Linked DNA regions of Homo sapiens: region 1 is linked to region 2. Evidence: chromatin loops called from intact Hi-C (ENCODE). Cell type or tissue: heart left ventricle. All regions are shown on one strand.

Region 1 (2,500 bases), 88 kb before region 2:
TAATAATAATAATCAAAGGAGTGGACAATAGTTTCAAAACATGATCTGTCTTTGTCAAGAAGAATCAAAGAGTCTAAATTGGCCAGTTTAAAAACATACTGTAAGGGGAGAAGCACTTCAGGAATGGCAGAATAAGGACTTTTGAAAATCTGTTCTTCCATAAAAGCAAGAAGAACATTGGCAAAAATTGTCAAAATAAACTTCTTCAGAACTCTGGAAATTAATCAAAGGCTTACCACAATTTGAGGAGTGTTTATTGAATAAAAACAGTGGCCAGGCACAGTGGCTCACACCTGTAATCCTAGCACTTTTGGAGGCCAAGGCGGGTGGATTGGTTGAGCCCAGGAGTTTGAGACTAGTCTGGGAAACATGGCAAAAACCCATCTCCATAAAAAATACAAAAATTAGCTGAATGTGGTGATGCATGCCTATAGTCCCAGCTACTCAAGAGGCTGAGGTGAGAGAATCGCTTGAGCCCAGGAGGTCAAGGCTGCAGTGAGCCATGATTGCGCCACTGCACTCCAGCCTAGGTGACAGAGCGAGACCCTGTCTCAAAAATAAGTAAATAAATAAAAATATAAACAAAAAAGTTAAAAAAGAAAAATAAGTGAATCTTGATAACAAGAGTATGCTTTGTGATATTTTATCGTACCCTATTTTCATCTTCTACCCAGCTCCATAGAAGCCTTGAAAACAAATAGTCTTGCAGCCATGGTAGGCGTGAAAAAAGCAGCCCGGCAGTCACTGGAGGGGGCGAAATGGTGTTGGAGCATCCCAAGAAAGCATGATTTGCAGAGATTTTTTTATTATTTATCTCTCTGGCAGCTCCCTGAAAACCTCCATTTACAGAACTTGTCTTTATTTGACCTCATGCAGAACTTTGTGCAAACAGCCTTTTTCCTAGGGCACTTGTCAAAAACTTTCAGTGGTAATTGTTTAACGCTGTAGCTGCCTGAGGTGGTGTCTTAGTCTGTTCATGTTGCTATAACAAAAATAACCATAGACTAGTGGCTTATAAATAACCGAAATTTATTTCTCACAGTTCTGGAGGCTGGGAAATCCAGGCTCAAGACAGCAGCAGATTCAGCGTCTGGTGAAGGCCTGCTTACCAGTTCACAAATGGCTGTGTTTTTGCTGTGTCTTCATGTGGTGAAATGGGCAAAGCAATAGATGTTAAGCACAGATGTTAAGATCACAGACGGTGCTGCCACAGTGCATGGTTCAGATCCTAGCTCTGCCTCTTACTGGCTGGGATGAAAACATTTGTTAGTATTTCTTAAAAGGAAAATGCAAAATAGAAGTGCCAAAAATGTTTTGAGCATTGGTATCACCTTTGGAATAAGTGAACAGCTTATTATGGTAACTACTCTGATAATATTTATTATCATATATAACTCCTAGTAGGTTTGTAAAAATAGACTCTTCACTTTCTGATCATACTTTTGTACAGAAGCAGATTTTTAGGGATGGAATGGATGTTACAAATTTTAATACAAAAGTGAGTTATCTGACTTTTTACATAAAAAGATAACTCATTTATTATAAAATTGAGTTATTTGACTTTGACTCTCCCAAGAGCACATAAGTAGTGAGTGGCAACAGTTAATTGGAAAGGACAACTAGAAGTTGGATATGGAGGTAATCTGGGTCTTGTTCTCATTATCCATGTGTTCTTCAATAATATGCTAGATTATACTTCAACTCAATCTCTAGCTTTCCACTGCAATAAGATTTCTCCAACATATTTTTCTACTTTTGGTTTTGGAACATTCCATTTTCGTTTTGCCCAATATCATAAGGCATAATGCTTAATATTGGTTAATATATATTTGTGCTATTGCATTGTAGATGGTGTACTTAGCTTTTTTCATTTGATTTTTTTTGTTTTTGGCCATGAACTTTTCCTAAAGTTATTTACTACAATGATATAAAACTTTTCTTGTGACAGTCCAGGGTATCTTCAGTTAGCTCAAAATACCATTAAAATTTCAAAAGCAAATTAATTTTACTTTTTTTTTATTAGTTTAAATTTATGGGGTACAAGTGTAATTCTGTTACATGGATAGATTGCATAGTTGTGAAGTCAGCGCTTTTAGAGTATCCATCACCCAAATAACGTACACTCTTCCCATTAAATAATTTCTCATCATCCTCCTCCCCCGGCTTCCAATTCTTTGCTATCATTCTATACTCTATGTCCATGTGTGCGCATTATTTAGTTCCCACTTATAAATGAGACCATGTGGTATTTGTCTTTCTGTGTCTGAGTTGTTTCACTTAAGATAATGGTCTCCATTTCAATCCATGTTGCTGCAGAAGACATGCTTCATTCTTTTTTAATGGCTGAACAGTATTCCATTGTATATATAGACTATGTCCATTCGTTGGACTATTATTTGTTAGGCTGATTCCATATCCTTGCCATTGTGAATAGTGCTGTGATAAACATACAAGTGCAGGTATCTTTTTCATATAATGATTTCTTTTCTTTTGGATAGAT
Region 2 (2,500 bases):
ATAGGTAAATACTGCTCCAGTACCCCCAGGGAGAAATAATGCAATGAGTTAAATTTCTTAAGAGAAGTCAAGCGAAAACCCTTTTTATCTCTAGTTTTTAAATGGTTTTTCTAATCTGCATGCATATATATATATATATATATATATATATATATATATATATATTTTGTGCCTTAGTAAATATAGCATAGTGAACATAAGCAACCATTTCTTAGGCAAGCCAGAATCTGAAAGTGTTTTAAGGTCATCCTTTAAAAAAAATCAGCGCCCGTATGTGGAAAATCAACCTTGTAGGTTAGTAGTGGCTGAAAGTTCAGAGATATTCACAAACTCAGCGTTTGTTACCTGTGTGTTTTTAACAAGTCTCTGTTTTTATATAGCTTACCCCTTAATGATAAAAACTGCGTGCACAAAAATTTCCTTAAGTTGATGGTACTGGTTGATCAAGTTATAGTTAATAAAAGTAAATGTATACATATATTTATTTAAATAACTATATTTTACTTTTTATAAATATATGTACTATTTAATTATAAATATATATGTTTATATACTTATTTATTTATGATTACTCCCTTTTATAACATTCAGAGTGTGCTTTGTCATTCAAACCTTTTTCTGTCCCCACCACGGGGGTTGTGAGCTGCCCGAGGGCAGCAGTGAACTTGCACAGGGCTTTGTATCCTGAATGCCTAGTTGGGTGCTCCTTATGACTGTGGATTTAAAGCTGTGGTTCTCAACCTTGGCTGCACCTTGGAATCCTCAATCGAGCTTTCACAAACACTGATGCCAAGAAAGCTGGTTTAATTGGTGTATAGAAAGTTCTGGGTATTGGGAATTTTAAGAGTTCCCCAGATGATTCTAATATGCAATCAATGTCGGGAACCACGGATTTCAGGAATCAAGTATCCAGCCGCAGAAGTGGCAGCATCACCTCTCTGAGACGCCAGAGGGCAGACAGGCAGCCAGAAGAAGGCAGTGGGTAACACAAAGGCACTTCTGGATTGGCCTGAAACCACATGGGACGTGCTCACTCCCAGCAGAGCGGCCTGGTGTGATAATAGTGTCATGGGAATTTTTCTGGCCTGCTAGTCACAGGTAGTTGAGATGTGTGAAAGGAAGTGTTTGAAGGTATTAGAAAGCTTCAGAACTTAACTTCTTCTCTGCCATTGGTTTCCAAACTATCACATAAATAATTCACAAAAAGAGACATAAATGAATAAGGAATATATGGAAAATGTTTAGCTTTAGTAGTAATCATTTCAGTGCAAATCAACATTAAAATTATTTTAATGATATTGAGGGTTCACAGGGATAGAGTGAAATTGGTCTTCAATTGACAGAATCCATTGGGCAGCATGGATCAAGAACTATAAAAATGTTCTTATCCTTTGACTCCATAATTCCTTTCTGAGAGTCTATTATAAGGAAACAATTCACAATATGGGAAAACCTACTTGGAAAAAGATGTTCATCATGGTTATTGCTAACAGTGCAATATCAGAAGCAGTCAAAGTATTAAACAACATGAGAAAAATTAAAAAAAATTATATATATATATATATATATATATATATATACACACACATACATATATACACGTATTTTGAGACAGAGTCTTGCTCTGTCACCCAGGCTGGAAGTGCAGTGGTGCATTCTTGGCTCACTGCAACCTCTGCCTCCCAGACTCAAGCAATCCTCCTGCCTTAGCCTCCCAAGTAACTGGAACTACAGGTGTGTGCCACCATGCCTGGCTAATTTTTGTATCTTTTATGTACAGATGGGGTTTCTCCATGCTGCCCAGGCTGATCTTGAACTCCTGGGCTCCAGTGATCCGCCTGCCTCAGCCTCCCAAAGTGTTGGGATTACAGGCATGAGCCATCACACCCAGCCTAAAAATATACATTATATCCATTGGGTGGAATATTATGCAGCAATTATGACAATAGATAGAAATGAAAATTGTGTTATTCACAGAAATGTTTATGCTCATTATGATACAGTGCTGTTTGTAAACTATTACTTCAATTGGGTTTTTGAAAAGGCCACTTGAGATATCTTCAATCCCAAAGTACTCCTCTCCTGGAAGGAATGCTGTTACGGTGCACCACACATTTGCTTTCTTTTTTTTTTTTTTTTTTTTGAGACGGAGTCTCGCTCTGTCGCCCAGGCTGGAGTGCAGTGGCGGGATCTCGGCTCACTGCAAGCTCCGCCTCCCGGGTTCACGCCATTCTCCTGCCTCAGCCTCCCAAGTAGCTGGGACTACAGGCGCCCGCCACTACGCCCGGCTAATTTTTTGTATTTTTTTAAGTAGAGACGGGGTTTCACCGTTTTAGCCGGGATGGTCTCGATCTCCTGACCTCGTGATCCGCCCGCCTCGGCCTCCCAAAGTGCTGGGATTACAGGCGTGAGCCACCGCGCCCGGCCCACACATTTGCTTTCTATGTTGGCTGGCCTCTCATAGCTTCAGGTCTTTCATCTAAAGCACCTATCCTTGGAA

The links. Hi-C counts contacts between places; a loop is a spot of excess contacts. Peaks named below come from ENCODE experiments on the same cell type or tissue, not always from the same donor. Only the 100,000 strongest peaks of a DNase experiment are listed, where the experiment ranks them.
Region 1: a loop joins it to region 2, with 2.3 times the contacts of the local background. A loop is called at or near these places in 4 of 110 quality-filtered maps.

What each region holds. Positions count from the first base shown.
Region 1 is chr6:17,254,048-17,256,547 of GRCh38, reverse strand. No RefSeq gene overlaps it. Among named protein-coding and RNA genes, the nearest start is that of RBM24, 26 kb to the left of the region's middle. In heart left ventricle, no CTCF peak of the experiment used is centred here; no DNase peak of the experiment used is centred here.
Region 2 is chr6:17,166,007-17,168,506 of GRCh38, reverse strand. No RefSeq gene overlaps it. Among named protein-coding and RNA genes, the nearest start is that of STMND1, 65 kb to the right of the region's middle. In heart left ventricle, a CTCF peak has its summit at 938 (motif pointing right); a DNase peak (open chromatin) is centred at 966; H3K27ac peaks cover 250 bases.